Regions from separate parts of the Homo sapiens genome. Here region 2 is linked to region 1. A link is an interaction called in ENCODE POLR2A ChIA-PET data of the cell type or tissue named here. Cell type or tissue: MCF 10A. All regions are shown on one strand. Links, peaks and the distances in the headings refer to the core of each region. The heading gives the core; the rest is flanking DNA. Region 1 overlaps DSG2 (desmoglein 2). Region 2 overlaps LOC105372049 (a long non-coding RNA gene).

Region 1 (12,297 bases), core at 1,868-9,867:
CTGCAATCCTGGAGCTTACAGTGGAGAAAGGAGTATAAGGACAAGAACTTGACATTTTTTGAATATCCGCTGTGTGCCAGTCACTGGATTTAATGAAAGTTAATAATGGGTGAAACTGAATCAAACCCAGGTTCACCTGGCACCAAATGCCTGTCTGTCAACCCAGAGGCATCATCGTGAATTCCCCTTACAGCAGTTTGCTACAGTGAGTCATCAATAAGGTCCGAACTTCTGGAACTAGATAATTAATTTCACTGCAAATTAGAATCATTCTAGAAAGGAAAAAAACAAGAAATGTAAATTAAGATTTACCTCATTTCAGAGATATAATCCTGCAAAACTGTACATATAACTTTCTAAAGCCCTTGATTTTCACTCTTTTCAATTTTGCTGATCCACTTATTTGAGACCAATGAAACGCCTGCTTCCCACTTTAGACCTTGGAATTGCCTGTCGGTTAATTTCTGGTAGTTCCTGCAGTTTGCCTTACTGACAGGCCAGTGCCATCTAATGGTAAAAAAGGACAGTCTGAAGCTCTTGGTTTTCTTAAACTGCCCAGTGAAAAGAAATCATTTTCTTCATTTTACTTTTCAGTTCAGGAATATATTGCAGCAAAAGAGTGGAGACAACCTATAATTTTTGTTTATCAAATTTTGTGAAGTCTGTTATACAGCTTTATTTATATTTTGCCTAATTCCAAAAGCATTTGTGGCCATTACAGAAAACACCTACCAATAAAAGAGTAAAATATTTTTTACATGTCTAGTCATTTAATAAATGCTATTTTGAATTGAAATTGTATTTTAGTTAGTTTGCTTGTTTGAGCAATCCAACGACTTCAAGGAAAAGAAAAAGTATCGTTTTGCTTTTTTGTTTTTTCTTTTTTTTTAATTATACTTTAAGTTCTGGGGTACATGTGCAGAACGTGCAGGTTTGTTACATAGGTTTACACATGCCATTGTGGTTTGCTGCACCCATCAACTCGTCATCTGTATTAGGTATTTCTCCTAGTACTATCCCTCCCCTACCCCCACAGCCTCAACAGGCCGCAGTGTGTGACGTTCCCCTCCCTGTGTCCATGTGTTCTCGTTGTTCAACTCCCCACTTATAAGTGAGAACATGTGGTGTTTGGTTTTCTGTTCTTGTGTTAGTTTGCTGAGAATGATGGTTTCCAGCTTCATCCATGTCCCTGCAAAGGACATGAGCTCATCCTTTTTTATGGCTGCATAGTATTCCATGGTGTATATGTACCACATTTTCTTTATCCAGTCTATCATTGATGGGCATTTGGGTTGGTTCCAAGTTTTTGCTGTTGTGAATAGTGCCTCAATAAACATATGTGTGCATGTGTCTTTATAGTAGAATGATTTATAATCTTATGGGTATATACCCAGTAATGGGATTGCTGAGTCAAATGGTATTTCTGGTTCTAGATCCTTGATGAATCGCCACACTGTCTTCCACAATGGTTGAACTAATTTACAGTCCCACCAACAGTGTAAAAGCATTCCTATTTCTCCATATCCTCTCCAGCATCTGTTGTTTCCTGGCTTTTTAATGATCGCCATTCTAACTGGTGTGAGATGGTATCTCATTGTGGTTTTGATTTGCATTCCCCTAATGACCAGTGATGATGAGCTTTTTTTCATGTTTGTTGGCTGCATAAATGTCTTCTTTTGAGAAGTGTCTGTTCATATCCTTCACCCACCTTTTGATAGGGCTGAGTGTTTTTTTCTTGTAAATTTGTTTAAGTTCCTTGTAGATTCTGGATATTAGCCCTTTGTCAGATGGATAGATTGCAAAAATTTTCTCCCATTCTGTAGGTTGCCTGTTCACTCTGATGATGGTTTCTTTTGCTGTGCAGAAGCTCTTTAGTTTAATTAGATCCCATTTGTCAATTTTGGCTTTTGTTGCCATTGCTTTAGGTGTTTTAGTCATGAAGTCTTTGCCAATGCCTATATCCTGAATGGTATTGCCTAGGTTTTCTTCTAGGATTTTTATGGTTTTAGGTCTTACATTTAAGTCTTTAATCCATCATGAGTTAATTTTTGTATAAAGTGTAAGGAAGGGGTCCAGTTTCAGTTTTCTGCATGTGGCTAGCCAGTTTTCCCAACACCATAAAATGGTATTTTTTGAGTGACAAATGCTTAGGACCAGTAAAAGTTAAACTAGAAGAAGAGGTATAAACCAGGGGAAAACACTACCTAAAGTGTTTTCCTACAGTTCAATTGTAGTTGATGAATACTTGTAAAATGAAAAATCTTTTTGTGATGGGGAGAATTCACAGTTACTGAACTGCCTGATTTATTTTATTTTATTTTATTTTATTTTATTTTATTTTATTTTATTTTATTTATTCTTGAGATAGAGTCTCATTCCGTCACCCAGGCTGGAGTGCAGTGGCGCCATCTCGGCTCACTGCAACCTCCGCCTCCTGGGTTCAAGTGATTCTTGTGCCTCAGCCTCCCTAGTAGCTGGGATTACAGGCATGCACCACCACACCTGGCTAATTTTTGTATTTTTAGTAGAGATGGAGTTTCACCATGTTGGCCAGGTTAGTCTTGAACTCCTGACCACAGGTGATCTGCCTACCTCTGCCTCCCAAAGTGCTGGGATTACAGGTGTGAGCTTACAGGCGTGAGCCACTGAGCCCGGCCTGAATTGCCTGATTTAGAACACATCTTTTCACACATCTGTCTGTAACTAGGGGCTCATTATCCAGTTTATGAATTATCCAGGCTCTCCTCTTCTTCCCTTTCCTATGCTACCATGTGATTTTACACAGTGGTTTCCAAAAGTGTGGTCCCACTTTTGGGGCCAAGCAGCATCAGCATCCCCAGGAAACTTGTTAGATACAAATTCTTGGACCCCATCCAGACCTACTGAGTCAGACACTCTAAGGCGGGACTCAGTAATCTGTGTTTTATCAAGGTGATTCTAATGCCACTCAAGCTTGAAAACCACTGTTAACATCCCAATTAGAAAATAAAAATAACTGGAGTAGAAAAGAAGATTAAATATTAAAAAGCCCTATGTCAAGGGAAAAAATAGGAACTGTCCATGAATATACAAAACTTTACTTGAAATAAGAATTCACAGCATGAATGAACAAGTCAAGTGTAGCAAAGCATTGCTAAATGCATATTTTAAAATTCTATGAGTTAATAAAAAGCTTTCAAAGAAACTGTCTTCCTCTTTGTAACTAACTTCAATATGACTCACCTAAAATCATATTTGTTACATTCAGATTAGCCCAAACATCCGAAGAACAGGTGAAAGATTTTGGTAAGTCATGTACTTTATTACTGTCAGACTTAAAATATTTATTATTATCTAAAGTTCAAATTCAGAGTTCAAAAATTAAAAGTTCAAAATATTGCTCTTTTTTTTTAAATTAGCAATTGTGAAAAATATAATTACATATTTAAATCAGCTGTTGAGTGAGACTGCTATAGGAGTATATAAATGTCTAGATCATCTGTAAGTTGGACTTTTAAGTTGGAATTTTCTAAATAAGTTATGCTGGTTAGCCGTAAAATAAATGTTATAAAAACTGTCTTTTCTTCCTCCTGTCCCCAAAATAAGATTAAGAAGAGAAAAGTGCAGTAGGTGAATTCCAACATAAATCTGACCCACGTCAGATTTATCAGAGCAGATCACCAAACTCACTGGTCCACCCTGACTGCACTGGGTCACTTGAACTCTTCTGAACATGTACATTTCTATGACTGTAGACTACAGAGCCTTCTTTGTGGCTATGGACGCTACTACAGACCAGACCACCAGCTCTGCCAATACAAATAGAAAAGTCAGGATGTGTGACCAGAGGAAATAAACAAGTGGCATCCACTCCCTTTATTTTATCTCATTTTATTTCTTTCAGATTATTTCAGCCAAAGTTGAAAGCTCTTTAAGAATGGATTGGGGATAAACCAGGGATCCTCTGGGCAGTTTTTGATTTGACCTTCTATACAATAAAAGGGAGAAACAAAAGAATTATAAAACATTCTGCTGGTTGGAAGGTTGAGTAACCAAGGAAAGAAAATAACACAGATGTTAGATGATGGGCCTGAGGTGGGCATGAATTTAAAGAACCACTGGCAAGTGCCACGTCCTCTGTGTTTGAGTTCTAAAGATAGTCCGTTGAGCACACTGCTTACCTTCTAGTAATTTCTCGCTGAATGGACATTAGAAGCCATTATAGTGACTGAAAGTTGAAATAATGTTTTAAACTAATTTGTATTTCTCTACATCCATTTTTAATAAGGTATCTCTTAGTCTGATCTATTAAAGTTTAAGGGATCACCTCACCATAAAACCACTGAACACTTCAAGATTCTCTACTTTAAAGGAAAGACTTCTGACAGAGAACCTGTCAGCCAGGAGGAGCTGTCATCCAGTGACTCATGAGTCCTTCTGGATTCTTGTTTAAACTCATCAAGGTGACTTCAGAACAGAAAGTCTTTTCTAAAAGTGCTGACCTTGAAAACAAAGAGTACATTGATTGATGGTGTTTGGTATTCCCTCATGCCTCTGCAGGAAAAAAAAAAAAATCTTTTGCCAGATACCAGGAAGTCCAGTTTTTATAAGATGTGCAGGATCCAATGGTAGAAAAATTTTTTACATGTTTTTCAAAGCAGCAAAACTAGTTAATAAAATACTTTTTTTAGAGTTTAGCAAATTAGAAAAGCTTTTGCAGAATTTTTTGGTTCATCTGAAAACACTGCTTTGGATACAGGAACTAGCAGCTTACTTTTCCTCGTCAGTCTTAAAGTCATGTTGCAGGTGACATTTTTCTGTCACCAAGTTCCTGGTGAGAAAAAAAGTCACAGATTTAGTGTTTGGAGGAAACCTTATTGGCCATTTTGTCCAGCCACCCCTCCCATGCTTGAAACCTCTTCACAGCATCCCCACAGGAGGTGACTCAAACTTACAGAGTGGACAGGTTTTTTAAAAAGTGCCAGGGAGTGGGAATGGAGGACTAAGGCAGAGAGTTTCTGCTTGTTCCAGTCATGTTACTTGCAGTATACTACCCACTAGAGATGTACAGAATCTCCACAGTCCTCTGCAGCTTGTATTACTGTCCTGACCCTGGTTATTACAGTAGCTTCCAATCAGAGAAACGCAGCCATGGTGTCTTAACCTCGGCACTTGGCCAGTTGCAGCCAGATAACACTTAGTTGTAAGGGCTATCATGTGCATTGTAGGATGTTTGACAGCATCTCTGGTTTCTACCCACTAGATGCCACTGGCATTTATCTCCCCTACCTCGAGCCCCACCCTGGTTTGACAACCAGAAACGTCTCCAGACATTACCAAATATCCCCAGTGGCAGGAGGAGCGGGGCAGGGCAAAACTGCCCCTAGTGGAGAACGATTGGTCTAAATTAAGAATGTGTTCTGTGAGATAGAGGATCTTAAGGAACCAGATCCAAATTATTTAGAAAGCAGTGGCTGAGATCTTAACTGCTCAGTCAAATAAACAGACAGTTCCACAATTGACAAAATGTTAGTGCAGTTCTTTTTTCTTTTTTTGTACAATGAATGAAGCAAATATTTCAGTCCATAACACCTTACTAAAAGCATGCTACTGCAATACGTGCTATAAAAATGCAGATAGCAGAACCCTCTTACCTAGATTCCAAGACAACCTTGACTTTAAGATGCACATCAATTCTTCTGATGTTTTAGTGTAACATACATCCAGAAAAGTGCACATATCACGAGTGCACTGAATCTTCACAAACTGAAAACACCATGTCACCAGTAACGAGGTGAAGAAACAGATTGCCAGCATCCCAGAAGGCCCCTTGTGCTCCCTTCAGTCCCTACGATCCCCCTGATAGCCGCTGTCCCAATTCACAGCAGATTAGCCTTGCCTGTGTCACGCTGGCTCCCTAGATGCTCAGCAATTTAATACCAGCCTTTTGAGAGAAGAAAAGAAACATTACATTAAAGATGTACAAAACCTCTAATATGCATCCCAGTTCCTTAACTAAAACCGACTGATGACTCCCAAATTTTTATCTCCGGGCATAACTTCTTTTCTGAGCTACTAACTCCTATATCCAAAAGGCCATTCACACAGAACACATAAAAACGGCTCTTACCTCCCATTTCACCCCTCCCTCAACACCACCCCTGTCTCCTGCCTCACCTTCAGCTTACCCCATCCCTCTCCCCATTCTGTCTCATCTCTGGAAATGGTGCCTTCACTCACCCAGGTGTTCCGGGTCAAAATTCTAAGGGTCATCTATATTTGCCCTCATTCATTCCATTCACAGGTCTCTGTTGCCTCTGCCTTCAAAATAAACACTGGAGATATCTACTTTCTTTCATCTTTACTGCAACTCCCAGGGTTTAAGCTAGTGTTATGTATTGCACGTGCTTCTGCAATGATGCAATGACTACAGTCTGGTCTCTATACATTTGTTCTTGCCACTTTATGGCCTGTTCTCCATACAGTAGCACCAGCGAGCTTTTTCAAACATAAACTGGTTGTATCATTTCCAAACATAAAAGCTTCCAGTGGCTTCCTCTCACACTCAGGATAAAACCCAAAGTCCTCTCCCTGACTGGGTACTGGCCTATCCCTGTGACATCATCATCACTGATTCACCACCGCATGGCCTGGGCGTTCCTTTTGCAGGGCTCTGCCTGACTGGCTTCCTCATACCATTCACGTCTCTGTGCAGATGCAGCCCCTTCTGAGAGTTTTCCCACACTTCCAAGTCACTCTCTACTATCCTGACCCTGCTTTAATTTTTTTTATTGCTCTTATCAAAACCTGGTCTGTCTTTGTCTCCCCAGTATGTAAGCATCCAACAGGGTAAGAATATTGTGTTACTTAACATATCCTACAAGCTCAGGAAATTGAGGGTATGAATTAATTCAAACTTGCAGAAATTTTAAGATAAGGACCATGCAAAACTTAGAATTGAGGAAATGTCTCATAAATTCTGTTTATTGAATGCCAGTCACTGCAATAGTTACATTTCATATATTTCTTTAATTTGCACATCAGCCCTGCAAAATGGATGTATCCTAGTTAGGTGGCTTTCAGATGCAAGTAACAAAACCCAACTAAAACTAGGTTAAAGAAAAGAATGTTGAATATCAATCGTAAGAAAAAGTTTAGAGAGAGAGTTGGTCCAAATTTGAACGATTCTGTAACTTAAAGCCTTTATGGTTTCAGTTTGGCTTCTCTAGCATTTCATTAGCTTTCCCCTCATGGTCACAGCATGGCTGTAGCTATTCCAAATGTCACCTCCTCACTCAACAGTCTCCAGAGGCACTTAAATAGGAAGGTTATGCATGTGCTTCTCTTCTAATCAGTGAGGAGAATCTTTTGTAGGGTCTCCTGATACCTCATTGACCAAAATTCTCTTACACATTTATGCCTAAACCAGCCAATATCAAAGTAAATGGGCATACATACCATGCTTTGTCATGCCAGTCATTCAGCTCCATGAGCTAGGCAGGGTCTACCTGAGAGTACAAAGTAGAGTTTTATGAACACTGAAGATGAGAGAAAATGCCAATAAGCTAGACAATTGAAAATGTCTGCCACAGTATGTATTACTCTCCTGTTACAGATAAGGAAATTCAGACTAAAGCATCTTGTCTGGCAGGATCTCCTCCCCGCTTCCCTCTGCCCTGAGGATGGGTTAGACTTAATGACTCACTCCCAAAGAATGGAATAGGGACTGGGAAAAATAGTAACTTTACAACGGAGAAACTGCAATCAGTACCTTAGCCAGTGGTGTCATGTGGCTATTGCACACCAGCTAGTATGGTGTGACAGAAAGGGCACTTCAGCTCTGTGATGTTCTTTCCAAAAATGCATAATACTGATCTAATCGTGAGAAAAACAACAGATAAACCCAAATTGGAGGACACTGTGCAGGATACTCAGCCAGTATTCCTCAAAACCGTCAAGGTCATGAGAAACAAAGACTGGGAAAGTGTCAAAGACCAGAGGATATAAAGGAGAAGTGATCACCAAATGCAATGTGGAATCGTAGATTGGATCCTGGAACAGCAAAAGAACATTAGTGGGGGAAATGGTAAAATCAGAATAAAGTATGGAATTTAGTTAACAGTGCATTAACTAAATGCACCAATGTTAATCTCTTAATTTTGACAAATGTACAGCAGCTATTTAAGATGTTAACATATGAGGAAATTGGAGAAAGGAACTGCTGGTACTATCTTTGCAACATTTCTGTAAATCTAAAACTATTCCTAAGTAAAAACATATTTTAAAAGAAATGTGTGCTAGGTAATTGTTGAAACTGGATGTTAGCTATATGGGTGTGCATGTTACTATTCACTCTGCTTTTATACATGTTTGCAATTTAAAGTGATTTTAATGTTAAAAATACATACATTAATGAAATATATTTTATGAGTTTCTGCCTTCGAGATACTAGCAGTCAAGAGTAACAAAAATTCTTGTGCTGACTACTGAAACAACAATGGATAAGGCAGACTTCATTGACTGTTGTTTGTACCTAAACAAACAAATGATATTTCATGTCACATTCTACAATCTTGCTCCTCAAAATTTGGTCTGAGAACCCACAACATTGCTATCATCTGAAACCTTGTTAGAAATGCAAAGTGTAAGGCTGACCTCTAGACCTACTGAATTGGAATCTTCCTTTTAACAAGGTCCCCAGTGAACAAAATACACATTAAAGTTTAAGAAGCACTGTTGGTAACCATGTGATTTTCTGCATTTCTGAGCAAATCACATCTAGAAAGTAAATTCCAATAAAAATCAGTGAAGATGCTCATATGATGAATTTACGTTTGACTAGAGGACTGTAAATTACTTCCGTTTTCTTATATCCTAGTAAAACACATGACACTTGGTCAGAATAATAATATTTACTTAAAATAACATGTAAATTATACCCTCTTGCTAGGGCCGGTAAGATTGTAGGGAAGAATAAAAGTAGCAAATATTCAGTGCAGCCAACTACTTAATATGGCCTGTATCAAAGAGAAGAGTCTGATGGTTAGAAGGATGGGCAAGAAATATATTAAATTTTTTTGTTTGTTTGTTTGAGACAGAGTCTCACTCTGTCGCCCAGACTAGAGTGCAGTGGCGCGATCTCGGCCGACTGCAAACTCTGCCTCCCGGGTTCACGCCATTCTCCTGCCTCAGCCTCTCGAGTAGCTGGGACTACAGGCACCCACCACCACGGGCAGCTAATATTTTTTTGTATTTTTAGTAGAGACAGGGTTTTACCGTGTTAGCCAGGATGGTCTCGATCATCAGACCTCATGATCCGCCTGCCTCGGCCTCCCTAAGTGCTGGGATTACAGGTGTGAGCCACTGTACCCGGCCTAAATATACTAAATTTTAAGGCTGTTCCCTGATGATGTGGACACTGGGACCTCTCTGATCCAGGCACTGATCTTTCTCTTCAAAAATTCCCACCCAAGGAACATGCAGAGAGAAGTGATCTATCTCAGCATTGCTTTCCCTTGCTTTTCATACCATGCCACCTTTGAAAATACATAAATTTGGGGAGCACCACTTTGGTTAGAGACATCTCTGGCCATTGCTAGCTGGGCAAGTTAATAGTAGACAGAATGAAGAAGAGATCATAGATCTGATCATAAAATAGAGAATTAGCCATGATTGTTCATCTGCCCCAGAGAAGCCCACACTAGAAGCTGAACATCTGCTCTCCTTGAGTTTCTCTTTGGAATGGAGAGCCAAGAACATGAACTGACAATGGAAAGGAAAGAAAGAGGCTGAAAGATTCACTTGTGGAATGGACCCTACAGGAAGCTTTCAAATGAATGCAAAGGATGTGAAAGAGACTTTGAAATTTTAGGGAATGCCTTGTTTCCCATGATGTACCAACTAGGGCTTTGTGGATCCATGTGACCATGCAGATGGGAAAAGGCAAACAACTGAGAAAAGCTACACCAAAGACAGAGTCCAGTGAATTAATGCATAAATGGAAGGTGGAGTAGTGGGAGCAATACATATAGACAATAATTTCAATTTGGAATTATAAGTAAGAGAGGGATATAGAGCAATAGATTGTTAACAGAAACAAGAGAGGGATCTGGTTTTTTTTTTAAGATAAGGAAAACCTAAATATATTTGGTTTGCCAATCAGAAGGAAATAAATGTATTGATTAGCCAATGGAGAAGGAAGATAAAAGGTTAGTGGAAGGATTAAGGTTCTTGAAGATAAATGTGGGAGAACAAATAGAGTTGCAAATAAAGCACACAAACGATGGTTTGCCTTGGAAAGGAGTCAGGACACCTCTTCTGTGGGGAAAGAAGGGAAGGAGAGGATGACTGAAGATAGTCTCAGTCAAATAATACATGGGGTCATCTCATAAGAGTGAATAGGTACAGAGGTGTGACTAGAGTCATCTCCTAAAGTTTGGAATGCCTATTTTAGAAATGCAATAAGGGTAAGGCAATGACAAAGTGACGATATAATTTATAGTGTGAGCACACTTTTGAGGATGAAAGGGTTGTTAACAGATGGAATGCCTCACAGCAGGTGTCAACCTAGACTCTTCTGAGCAAATGCAGACATATGGTCACACTAGAAAGGAACCGCCACCCCATGGAAAGAGCAGCTATTTGAGAGCATGAATGTGTAAGGGATCTATTCAGCCACTGTGGCCTCCTCTAGCGATATTGCCAGTACATGGTCAGAACTAAAGAGAATAATAGGTTTCTAGAGTTGAGAGGAAAAGTGAGGCAGGAATAGCAGTCATGAAAATGAAGCCTCCCTGGTGGTCACTGACAACATCTTCAGAGTGGCAGGCAGCAGTCTGCTAGCTGCTCCGGTAGAACTGTGTGCAGCGGTGGAAATGTTTTCTGTCTGCCCTGTCCAAATGGGTAGCCCTTAGCACATGTGGCTGTGGAGCAACTGGATTATTCATTTCAAATAATTGCGGTTAAAATCCAAATAGCCACAAGTAGCTACCATATTAGAAAGTGCTGGTTCAGATTGAGCCAAGAGAAGAAGGAAGCCAGCAGGGAGATTAATGAACTATAAGGAAATCCTGCCATTTGCAGCAAAACAACATGGCTGGAAGTGGAGGTCATTATGTTAACTGAATAAGCCAGGCACAGAAATACAAATACAACATCTTCTCACTTATATGTGGGAGCTAAAAGTTTTGATCTCATGGGCATCGAGAATAGAATGATAGAATCCAGAAACTGGGAAAGGTAGTGGGGAGGTGGGGGAAGAAAAGAATTGATTAATGGGTACAAATATATGGTTTGATAGAAGAAATAAGACCACTAGTTAGAAATAAGTACACTAGTTCGATAGATCAGCAGGGTGACTATAGTTTACAATAACCTATTATACATATCAAAGCAGCTAGAAGAGAATTATTTAAATGTTTCTAGCATAATGAAAAGACAAGTATTTAAGGTAATTGACATCCCAAGTATACTAATTATCTTTACAAATTATATGAATGTATTAAATTATCACATGTATTCCAAAACTATGCACATCTTTAATGCATCAATTTTTAAAATTATTATTTTACAGTGCAAAATATTCAGAAAGCAAGATGGGAGTTTTTTGGGCAAATTTAAGAGTAAGCATAACTGTATTTAGAACAGTACTAGGTCATGATGAAGTCCCAAGTGTGACAGTGCCTATGAAGAACCAAAGAAAAGAGTTGGTGGGACTGAGGATGCTGAGGAACCGAGAAGTCAGAACATGGGCTGTCCGTGTGTGTGTGGTGTGTGTTTTTTTGTGTGTGTATAATGCACACACATCCATAGGGATGGTGGGAGTTAGCTGGGTGTGGGGTACATTACATACTGGTGGCCTCGAGGAAAAGTAAGCAGGTCCTGGAGAACACAAGATAAAAACCATAGGATGCGGAGTAAAGGATGAGAGAATGTCTAAGATTTCACAAGGCAGATTATTTTGTTTGTTTTTTAAGATACTGTTTTCTGGAGGAGTCAGTATGGATCCAGGAGAATATAGATTTCTCCTCGGGCACTTCCCATTAGGGAAGGCAATGGGAAAAATTAGTTTCCTCTTGACAAAGAATAGTAGTAGTGGTTAAACTTTTTTTATGTCTATAATATTCAATGCAGTAGGTTATTCATGAACAATGTTTTCACACTGAATTGAGCAGTAAATTGGCTAAATATCAAATAATTTTATTTTACAGATCTGCTTTAACGTTGGAAGTGGACTTCACTTACAGGTGAGGAAACAAAGGGATTATTTCTGCCTTCTGACTCAGGAGGGTTAATTCCATGGCAAACAGGTTGACTGGG
Region 2 (12,297 bases), core at 1,584-9,583, 260 kb before region 1:
ATGAAATTTTTGCCTGCCCTGTATTAACAAGTATATTCCTGAAGTCATTAGAAAGATTCAGGCCTTGGGTAAGCACTTAGAAATAAAAACTTAATTTATTGTTTGCACTAGTTCCCCTCTTTTCCCCTCCTCAAGGTGGCTATTTGGGGATTAGCAAATTCTGTGACAAAAGATGGTCAAGTGTAGATACCTAGAAGAAGTCACATCCAGCAATTCCATCAAAAGAGCTCTCTAACCATGTTCCCATAGTGACATGTACCAATATCTTGGGTAAAGGGCACACAGGTGAATTAATTTGGTAGTGGATTTTTATAGACTGTACAATACACTTGACTCTTTGCCAAAATATGAGTGCCTAATTGCTGTGTCTTTGGTGAACATGCCAAAGATTCAGTGATTTTATTCACGTAGGAGGAGGAATGATTTGGGGGAGTAGTTTCAGTGGACAGGTTTTATTGTACTTACTAGATAATAAATTCTTTGAGGCAAGAAGAGTGTTATTGTACTTTTTGTATTTATCACAACACCTAATGAGGTGCCTGACTTATTGGCAATCAATTAATACTATCTAGACAAATGGACTTGAGCAGGTGACCACCTGAAACTAACTAGCACACAATAACAAACACTTGAGCTGCACAGAGACCCAGGTTCTTATCCTGATTCATTCATTTATTGTGGTTTTGGAAAATTTGTAAATCACTTAAATGTACAGGGATTTATGTCTTTTAAGGTATGAAAGCTATGCTGGATAGAGGTGCTTTCTGAAGTCTTTTTTTTTTTTTCATTCAACAAACTTTAGCGCAAAGTAAAAGAGACAATGTTTCTGCTTTCATGGAGTGTATACAATGGGTGAGGGGGTGGGAAGGAACAAGTAAAAAGCAAGGTGATTTCAGAAAGTATTAACTGCTGTGCAGACCATACAACAGGGGAAAGAGATAAAGAGTTAAATCCCCTAAGACGGTCCTGGCTGTTTGTTGGCTTTATTTTTAATTTCTCCTTTTTCTCTAAATAGAAATCAACAGACTTTCTTGAAAAGAGGACTTGATTATCAGAATCAACTGTGGAGTGTTTTACAAATAACAGGTTTTCAATGCTCTACAGATTTTACAGGGATGTAAACCAGAACCCTGAAAGCTCTAGTGTCTTCACAACAGTTCCCTTGAAAACACTGGTACTGCTAGGGGAATGAACAATTTACATATAAATAATTTATATTTTAGTTGTCTCTAAGTGTGAGACTGTAAGAAATTCATTTTGAAAACCACTCAAAGGTTTCCTGATTTTCATACTGTCCTTAGCCGATAAGCTCTTAGACTGATTTGACTTCTAAAATACCTTCTAACTTGAATTCATTTGAAAAGCCCGAAGTGTTAAAACTCATGGATTGAGATAAATAACCTTCCAATGGAGTCTAGCAAATTGGAAACTGGACTTGGTCTTTGATCTCAGGGAGGTACGCGTACTACAGACGGGTCATTGTGCTTGCCCAGACAGGACACGAGGTAAGACTTCCTTACTTAAACTTGACACATACAGCATGGTCAGAAACAGCAGATGGGGTCATTTGTTATCTTTAACACTGTACGCCGGCCCAAGTAGGGCAGGACAGTGGGAATCCCATAAAACAGAGCCAGCTTTCATGCTAGGAGCAGTACTGTAGTCACCCAATCATACGGCAGAAATAGTAAAGGTCATGCTTCCTCCACAGTGGTGAGGTGCAGCAGCTTCCTTGGCAAATGACTTCTGCGTACTCTCCCCACATGGAGGAGATTGGTCATGCAAAGTAGGTGTTTTCAGGGTACAGGAAAGCTTTCCAAGATTGCTTCTAGAAGCTATGGCAAATGTATTTTCAATTTAAATGTATCTTCCTATTATCAGCACTTTAAATTTGCCATTTATCAGAAAGGGCCTTTTTCCTCTTTTCCTTCCTGCATTTGTTTTCTGTGTAGGTTTGCTTTTTGTCTGTTTGTTTTGGCCTTTGAGGAATGTGACTTCCTAAGGTCACCCTGGAAAACAAAGAAGCAAAACAAAACAAAAAAAGAACTCCGTTTTCACTAAAATGGAGTCCGAAGATGTGGGTTCAGTGCTTTATCTGGCTGTCTCTGTAACCTGGGGATCACATTCGTCTCACAGGGAAAGTTTTGTGAAGATCAAATAAGAAATAATTTGGATATTGAAATGCTCCCCAAGGTTCAAAGACCTGCACATTTAGAATGCTTGGCAGCCCCTGGTCTTTTTGTGTGTGCTGCACTTGGGACATTTATCAGAATCTGAACACATCAGAAACTGACCCAATGATAGAAAAGAACTGGAACTAGGGGTGATCAGAATAACCTCCTGAGAAGGCCGTCCCAATGGAGAAAGGAGTTAGTGTCCTGAGCTTTGTGGTCCTGCACCAGCTCTTGGCTAGTCTGCTGCTGAAGTATTCTGTCAGACCTGAAGAAAAATAGAGGGCAATAAGAATCGGTACTGACAAACAGGCCCAGGCACCACACTCCCGAAGACCAACACCATAAACAATCTGCCTGGCAGGGTTAGAGTCTGTAGAGGCTGGGGAGGCAGTAGTACCCAGAGAAAAACAACTCGAAAGTGGAACCTTTTGAATAACAGCCCATCTCACAGTAGAGTCCTTTACACCAACAAAAACGAGTCTTGGTCAGTGTCTCTAACATACGTTTAATTTCCTAGACAAATCTTGCATCTCTTCATGATTTAGCTTCTTGTTTACAATGCAGCTTTCTTAAATGGAAAGGAAACTGCTGAATCTCAAATTGCTGTGTAGTTTGTCAGACAATGACATCCTTCACTGCCAGCGTTGAGCACACTCCCTTTTTAATCCATTTTGCCTGATGAAGCATAGCATTTTCTGCAGCCTTCTGAGCTGTTAAGAGAATATTTCAACTGCAAACACAAAGAAGAAATGTTTGAAGTGAAATGAACTATGGGCTAATCGGGAAGGGCTTGAATGAATGTCAAAATAAGAGCTCACCTACTGCACATTTTTAAAAAGAAGTCTATGTTAATGGAGTCAAAACACTGGCTTCAGTGTTTTATCTTTATTGATGAAATTACCACATTTGAAAAGTAAACACTATTTTATTTTATGTCTGATAGAAAATATATATACGCTATGGAAGAAATTTTGAAAATACAGAAAAGCAAAAACAAAATGATGAAATAAAATAATCTTTAACTTCCCACATTCAGATGTGAAGCACTGCTTATATTTTGTTTTTATGATACAAAAAGAAGTCTGTAATGCAAGCTGTCCTTCCCTTAGCAGTCTGACAAATGTATTGCATTGGTGTAAAAGTAATTGCGGTCTTTGTCTTTACTTTTAATGGCAAAAAACACAATTACTTTTTCATCAACCTAATATATTTGGCTCGAGTTAAAAATATTTTTTAAATGATTAAAAGTAAACACTAATCTAGCATATAGGACTTACAGCTTAAAAATATTAAATACACAAATTTTCTGTCCTCAGTAAGCTAACATCTCAGGTTTTATATGACTTATATGAATGAAATGACAATGTGTTATTTTTGAAAGCTTATTCAAATAGTAGGAGAGGACATACGAAAACAAAATATGAGGTTTGGGGGCTTGACTCCTCCCTGAGAAAACGCAAGAAGCTCTTTCTCAGAGGAGTCATACCTAAATAGCCTGTGTGGGTGTGGTTAGTGTTTTTATTTAAGTGGGCGGGGAATGGAAGCTTCTTTTGGTCTTGCTGAACATTTAGCTTGGATTTGTTTTATTTATATGGCTACCTAGTTTTTGCTCTGATGGTATAAACCCTGGCTTTTATTTCAAAGTGTTTTTATTTCCATTTTTTAATTTAAAATAATCCCATAACTTCTTTAGTCTCAAGAGCCTATCCATGTCAACCTTATTAGTTCCTACTTGTTAATACTTTTAGAAGTTTGAATTTAGTTGGTACTTTGGATTAATGTCCTAACATAAAATATTCTATTTTATACCATGCTTGGAATCCGAAACTCTTATTCCAAAATGAAATCTGACATCTCACCAGCAAACCTTGTGCCTTGTATTTATATTGTAGAATATCTTAGAAACCAGTCCACTGGTACTGCTCAGTAATTATCTCAGGACAAGTAGGTGCTATTGATTTGTTAGCCACCGTTGTCTTAAATTAAACTTGGATAGTGATATATGGGTACCAGGTTAAATGTTCAGAGGAATGATGCTTAGAAGACAGAATGAACAGAATGGAAGTTGGAGGATCTATTAGAAATGGGTCTAGATAGGACACAGAAAACAGGAAGTGGAGACCAGATGCCCTCCCACCCTCCCCGACAACCCCAGAAAAAGATGGCTCAGATAGAGTGAGTCTGGCTGATAGCTTTGGTCATTCAGCTGCCACAGTTTGGTGTATGTTTCCAGAAAACAGGAAGTAAAGCAGTCCTGACAACAGCCATAGACAAAAGCTCTCAAGAATTAGAAGAAAAGAGGTGCTTATTAGCCTAGGAGCTTAGCTGAGCAGATTTTCCTCTAAGACTCACATATGCAGAAAAGCTGGAAGACTGCTTGCAGGAATGAGCCTTGCCTGAAAGCCCTGGAAAGAAAGAAGGAGCCAGAATTCTTGTGTGAAAGAAATAGGCTTTTTTGGCCAGGCGTGGTGGCTCACGCCTTAATCCCAGCACTTTGGGAGGCCGAGGTGGGAGGATCATTTGAGCTCAGGAGTTTGAGACCAGCCTGGACAACATGGTGAAACCTCAACTCTACAATAAATACAAAAATTAGCCGGGTATGGTGGCATGCACCTGTAGTCCCAGATACTCGGGAGGCTGAGGTGGGAGGATCACTTTAGCCCAGGAGGCAGAGGTTGCAGTGAGCTGTGGTCGTGCCACTGCACTCCAGCCTTGGCAACAGAGTGAGACCCTGTCTTAAAAAAGAAAAAAAGAAAGAAAAAAAGAAACAAGCTTTTTCAATTAAATTCCACAGAAATGATAAATCTTTGCAGTTGTAACAATATATAAAATGTGCAGTTCATTAAGATTTTAAATATTTGTATGCCTTAAGCAGTGGTGAAAAACGAGAATTAAGCCATTTAGAAATACTCCACAAGACTAATTCCATAAAAAAATTTATGGACTACAGAATAGAGAAAATGCTTTAATAATGGACAATATAGTTTATTGTCCCTCTCTTGGGAGAGAGGTAGCTTTATTCTCTAATAATTAATTTAGCTACCTTTAAGACAAGTCAACTGAAGAACACGTCTTAGTTTTTCTTTCTTGCTCATGATAGAAAAAGTTTCTAAGAAATAAGCCTCTGTACTAAATACTAGTCAAATTCTGAAAGGCCCAGTCACTGGTAAAACTAGCACCACAAGTCAGAGCTGCTAACTACCGCTTAGGTACTAGAACCACCTCCCTTGTGAAGTGTTAATGGCCTCAGCCCAGCTCCTAGCAGACATCTGTCTACATCACACACAAAATAAATTTAAATTGGCAGTGTCTGCAGAGAAAATGACATTTCATGGATGTGGAAATAAACCAACCCTTCAGATAAGAAATGACCTCACATTCTAGAGATAGTCTCTTCAGGGTGAGCTCTGAGAAGCCAAACTTTTTCAATTCCTTTCTCACTATTTCCTGACCCATAAAGAACAGACAAAACAAACGATGCCCTCAGACCTTTTGCAATAAGAAACACATCAAACTCTATGAGCAATTAGAGCTATTGTGTAATAGTGGTGATGCACGTTTCTAAACGTATTTCCACTTCTGTTTTACCTCAGTTAAACACTCATATATTCTCCTAATGGTATGGGATAAGGGGAACCGTGCAGGTGTCAACTATAATTATTGTTTTCCCTGTTTTTAGTCAGAGATATTTGTCCCTCACCTCTGTTGAAGAAAACATACATAACCAGAATGGCAAATAAACTGGTTAGCACTTTGACATACTCTAAATATTCTCTATCAACATGACCAATGCATTACAAATGAGCAGCTACATTTTAAAAATATTGATGGAAACCTCCAACAGTATCTTTGCTTCCATTTCGATTCATGCCACCTAAGATATAAGCACTATAGGTAATATTGATGAGAATAAACAATACCAAAGCATCTTTTGCACATTATCCCATTTCAGCTTTCTCTTGGATGTTATCGAGTAGTAGTGTAGATTATTCACATTACCAATATGGGTGATAACTCACCAAAGTTTTTTGTTTGTTTGTTTGTTTGTTTTTGTTTTTGTTTCTGTTTTTTGAGTCAGAGTCTTGCTGTGTTGCCCAGGGTGGAGTGCAGTGACACGATCTTGGCTCACTGGAACCTCTGTCTCCCAGGTTCAAGAGATTCTCCTGCCTCAGCCTCCTGAGTAGCTGGGATTACAGGCACCTGCCACCACGCCTGGTTAATTTTATTTATTTTTATTTTTTATTTTTTGTATTTTTAATAGAGACAGGGTTTCACCGTATTGGCTAGACTGGTCTTGAACTCCAGACCTCAGGTGATTCGTCTGCCTCGGCCTCCCAAAATGCTGGTATTACAGGCGTGAGCCACTGCACTTGGCCTCATAAAAGTTTTTTAAGCAAAACTAATGGACCACAGAGTTATTCATTCTTGACTCTAAGCATCAAACTTATACACATACTTGAGGTTTGTATATGAACATGCATGAGCCTGCAGGGGAAGGCTATGGTGTTAGAAATAAAAGTCATTCTTGTTTGCCAGAAATGTATATCTGAAACTAAGTCACTTAAATTAGTCAAGAAGTCTCCAGAGAAACAAAACCAAAAAGAGATTTAATATAAGGAATTAGCCCCCCTCCATAATTGTGGGCAAGTCCCAAGCTCTCTGCAGGGTGAGTTGATGAGCTGGAGACCCAAAGAGCAGATGATATAATTCCAGTCTCAGCGCCAGCAGACTTGAGACCAAGGAAGAGCCAATGTTTCTGTTTGAGTCCAAGGCAGAAAAAAACCTGATGACCAAATTCAAAGGCAGTCAGACAAAAGGAGTTCCCTCTTACTCATAGACAGTCTGCCTTTTTCAGGCCTTTGACTGCTTGAATAAGGCCCACTCACATTAGGGTGAGCAATCTGCTTTACTCAGTCAACCAATTCAAATGTCAATCCCATTTGAAAACACCCTCACAGAAACACCGAGAATGATGTTTCACCACATATCTGGGTGTTCCATAGCCCAGTGAGGTGGACACAAAATTAATCATTATACCAACACTAGTATCAATACTGTTAGGATGATTCCTTTTCATCAGTAATGAGCCCAGAAATATGTTAAGATACGGATCAAATAGAAGATCATCATTCATCATATTGAATAATCTATTGATGGAGTAAAAATTGTTTCCTCTTCCACTGATTGTATTATAGGTGGTGTTTGGTGAGCTATACCTGTCATTTAATGCAAAAAAGAATTCAGATGATGCTGGGAAATTTTAATCACGAGTGTTCTTTACATAATAGGTATCATGATGGCAGTGAGGTTTGGAGTGAAATGTGTGGAGTGGGACTGAGGGAATGGTTCCAGGAAGAAAGAAAGCAAAAATAATGATAATAATAAAATAATCAGGTTGTTTTCTCATGGGAGCAAAGCAGGCATCCGTTTTTTTCTGCCTGAGCACAAGACAAACACCAAATAAACAGCAAAAGTTACTTAAAAGCCATTTCTTCAATTTCTCCCAAATAAGGCCAGAATTAGTTATAATTGAAACAGAAAAAATGTACAGACAGAGTTCCAGATATAAGATCAGGATATTTAAAAACAATGGAATCCAGTCAATGTGTGAAAAATTTTTCAAAAGCTTAGGTGTCAACTGGTCAAAATTAGAATTCTGCATTGATAGGAAATTCTTCAGTTTATAAATCTTAACAAAAAATGGTTCCCTTGTTTTTACCAGCTAGAAGGAAATCTAAGAAGTTTGACTTTAATTCCTTCAAAAATACAGAAAAATCATAATCTTCTCTATTCCTGTTTGTTACATAAGTTACAGATTCACATGAAGTCCCAGGATAGCTTCTGTCGGCTTTGGTGGCCTGTTGCAGCAGCCAGCAGCAGGAAACTTGAGGAGCTATCATCTCAGGAATGAACGGGGCCACATCAATAAGGTAAAACTAAGGTCACTCAAGTCCTAGACCCTCATTTTGCCTTATTTTTCTCCCAAGGGATTTTTAAAATACCATAAAAATTGAACCATCAAAAAATCACGAAATAAACATGTTTGTAGTAATCATTAATACCATTCCCTAGACACTAAATAAAATCCCACATACATTAATCAAAGAAAATACTTTTTTCATTAGAATTCTAAGACGACACTTTCATCAACTTTCCTAAAATCTAAAATTTAATCATCCTTATTATTGACTTTTCACTAACTTGTTTCCTACACTGATTTATAATTATTTATTCCATATTCTATTATGCTCACTAGATGCAGACATTCACTGCATCCTATTAATTCCGACATTGAATCTATCTTTAAAGGTATTGTTACTCTTATTATTGGAATGGTCGAAAAAAAGCAAAAAAAAAAACAAGAAATATTTACAGTTACATTATTTTGGTTTTTCTTCCTGTTGCGATATATAGTATTTTACTGTTTATTTTAGAAAAAAACAGTTTCTAGAATATAAATCAAAGAAACTATACTACATTTCAGGAGACCTGTAATGATGTGGCTCTAAATGTCAGCTTTAAAAGCCTGGGAATTGATAGAGGAAGAGAGAAGAAAGGGTGTCCCAGTTTTCCACATGCCGAATGATTCAGCAAAATAATGTGAGCAAGTCAAGACTCTGGAAAATATTTTTAGATGCCAAACAAAAACCTGGAGGTAAATCTCTGCTACACTGTCAGTTAGGTTCTTAGCATCCAGTTTGATTTGTTGTACTTTAAAATGAATGGAAGAAATTATAAGGAGCACAGATAACTACAAATAATTCAAGGTTTGGGAAAATGAAATTGAATATAAAACTATGAAATGTTATAGTAGCTATAAAATCCTAGTTTTTCAGTGTAGAAGAGTAAAGGTTAAAGAATGACAGAAACTGTCTTGAAATAGACAAAAGGATATAAATATCACAATTATATCACTAGAGTAAACTTTAGATTTCTTTTCCCAACCCATATCCTGACTGTCTACCACCAACCACCATTTGACAGCAGAAGACACTGAGGCCAGGCAGGTGAAGCTGTTTGTTCAAGAACCAGAGTTGTTTCATGGGAGATCTAGAGATTAGAGCCCAAGCATCCTGACTTGTAGTTCTCTTTCCATTTCTTAAGATACAACCATTAGGTAATTTTATGGATTTTTTTCCCACAAATATACCAGGATCTACGATTGATATGAGCATTCGCATCATTGTAACTGCTTCAGAAAGCTGGAATAATAGAACATTTTAAAGTACTTCTTTTGGAACTATTTGTAGACCCAATTTAAAAGCCAGAAAAAGAACCTCACTGCTCTATAATTTTTATTCTGAAATATTTGCTTATGATCTATAATGCATTACCCAGCTTAAATAATAGATGAATCCAGCAACTTGTTTCTGAGTGACTTTTTGTCGTTGTTAAAAGTCAAATCCATCTTAGAGGACAGAGATTTTTCCCCAGAAACTCTGATGAAGGAAGGCTTTGAAAGTAATTCCAGGAAAGTCTTGAAATATTTTGAGATATGGCAACAATGTTGCCATAATGTGAATATTTTTCTTTTGAATATTTCTTTTAGTAATGCTATGGTATTAACAGTTTTTAAAATAAATCCTTTTCTTTTACAGCCCATTCCATTTGACTTGAGATATTAAAATCTTATGACAATCTATAAGCCAGACCAGTAGAAATGTGACAACCTCTTTATAGTCTTTAACTCTGCAACAGCTTTACAATTATAGAGATTAGAGAACCATTAGAATTGTGATACAAGTAATATAAGTATAGGTTTTAACACTGTCATCTGTCACTGCCATGTTCCTAACATATATAGATAAAGTATAGTTTTAAAAAAGGAATATAAAATACATTATTAATATGCTTTTTAAAGTAAATAAATACAGTTGTGGCCAGAAATGGGAACATTGTTTATGGATAGCTAAGGTATAGTAAAGTCATTGCTTTATTTTGGAGAAAGACAGAAAAATACAAGATAACTCTAGACTTCCTTACAAAAAAAGATATATATACACACACACATTAAAATTCAAAGATAAACACTAAAATAATAGATAAGTAACTCTTGCTTCTAGAAGTGTCCCCCATGTGGTAGAGTACTACAGCCTAGCTAATTGCTTAAAGCTGCAATTAGGGACGCTGAAGTGGAAACACCCACCACCTTTGAAATGAGGTTTAAAAAGCTTAAAATAATTCTTGCTTATGGTGAAGGCTTATGCAAAGTCACTAGGGAAGCTAGAGAGAGCAGACACACTTTGCAGTCAGGAACTGACTCTACACCTAGCTTAGTAACTGGGTCAGCATGTTGACCATAACAGCAGAGATGCTGTAAACCATGAATATAAGGCTTATAAATTAAAATTCCAAAAAGATGGCAGGAAGAAAGAAAACCAACAAAATCAACAATCAGAAAGTAAATTGTTCCAGATAAAATGAGCATGTAAGAGCAATCTGAAAATGATTTGAAAATAAACATGATTAGGATACTCAAAGAAATAAAGAAGGAAATTTCTGATAGAGAAAGAAATTATGAAACCAGACAAGACAGAAATGATACAAAAACAAAAGCATTTGAAAAAGAACACATTAGAAATCTTAAAAATCAAAATGTACTCATTGATGAAATTTTTAAAAAATCAACAGATGAGATATTCTCTAGACTGGACAGAAGGAGAGAGTTTAATAAATTGAAAGATAGTATTGTACACTTCCACCCAAATGCAACACAGAAAGATAAAAGGATTTTAAAGACACATGACGGAACAGTTAAGAATTAAGGAGGGGAGCCTGAGAGGAACCACCATTCAGTGGGGCTCCCAGTGAAGAAAGAGCTGAGAATCTTTCAGAACTGAAAAAAGATGTAAATCCTCAGATCACTGGTGCTGACGGAATAAATGAAAATAAATCCACGTATTTATTCTTGATTCCTAACTTGTTTTTAGGAAACGACTTTGAAGAAATAGATCATGGGGGTTAAATAGTAGAAGCAAGGAGATCAGTAGAACACAATTTTAATTTTTGGCTTCCCACCATCCTTTTAAAATGCATTCACTGGCTGTAATGTCACCCTGCCTCTAGATAAAATTGGGCTTTTGGCTTATTCTTAGATGAATAGAACTTTAAGGCATAAAATCAGAAAATGCAATTCAAATTTAGAAATCAAAATGTCCAGAAATAATATAATAAATGTGTAAATGTATTGAGAGAGAGAGAGAGGGTGCAAATAGGAGAATCAACTCTTCAATATTTATTCAATGCAAAGTTTTCTCCCCTTTTCCAATTAATGACTCTATAATTCCAGTTTTGCCTCTGAGAATAAGAGTGCTATTGGCTTCCTTTCTCTTTTTACTTTGTTTCGATATTTTACATTTTTTAAATACAAATTATATATATTTAAGGTGTACAATGTGATGTTTTGACATACATATACTACATAAACCTACTGAACTGATTACTACAGTCAAGGTAATTTACATATCCTTGTAAATCAAGGTAATTTACATTTTTTAACATAGTTACCTTTTTGTGGTGAAACTACTTAAGATATACTCTCAGTAAATTTCAAGTATACAACACAGTATTACTAACTATAGTCACTATGCTGTACATTAGATCTCTAGAATTTATTCATTTTATATAACTGAAACTTTGTAGCCTTTGACTGACATCTTCCCATTTTTCCCACCCACCCTTAACCCTGGCAACTACCGTTCTCACTCTGTGCTGCTATGACTATTTTAGATTCCACATATATGTGAGGTCAGACAGTATCTTTCTTTCTGTGCCAGGCTCATTTCGCTTAGCATAATGTATTTTAGTTTCACCCATGTTGTAAATGGCAGAATTTCCTTCTTTTTTAAGGTTGAATGATATCTTATTGTATGTAGTTGTGTATATACATTTCTTCAGCCATGCATCCGTTGACAGACATTTAGCTTATTTCTATAATTTTGCTATTGTGAATAATGCAGCAACGGGTATTAGGAGCACAGTGTCGTTGAGATATTGATTTTATTTCCTTCGGATATATATCCACTGTGGGACTTCTGAAATATATGGTAGTTCTAGGTTTAAGTTTTTGAGGAACCTCCATATTGTTTTTTAAAGCGGCTGTGCCAATTTATATTCTCACCAA

The links. Peaks named below come from ENCODE experiments on the same cell type or tissue, not always from the same donor. Only the 100,000 strongest peaks of a DNase experiment are listed, where the experiment ranks them.
Region 2: POLR2A ChIA-PET joins it to region 1 with 12 read pairs; 2 of 35 experiments call an interaction of 5 or more read pairs at or near these places.

The regions. Positions count from the first base shown.
Region 1 is chr18:31,506,051-31,518,347 of GRCh38, forward strand. It overlaps DSG2 (desmoglein 2), which reads left to right. Exons shown (of 15, transcript NM_001943.5): 2 at 12,189-12,224. Among named protein-coding and RNA genes, the nearest start is that of DSG2, 14 kb to the left of the region's middle. RefSeq lists enhancers at 5,204-5,273, 10,276-10,819. In MCF 10A, for the core only: no CTCF peak of the experiment used is centred there; DNase peaks (open chromatin) are centred at 2,871, 6,621 and 7,691.
Region 2 is chr18:31,242,341-31,254,637 of GRCh38, forward strand. It overlaps LOC105372049 (a long non-coding RNA gene), which reads left to right. Exons shown (of 4, transcript XR_001753388.2): 2 at 7,984-8,104; 3 at 8,659-8,829. Among named protein-coding and RNA genes, the nearest start is that of DSG1, 70 kb to the right of the region's middle. In MCF 10A, for the core only: no CTCF peak of the experiment used is centred there; DNase peaks (open chromatin) are centred at 3,671 and 5,671.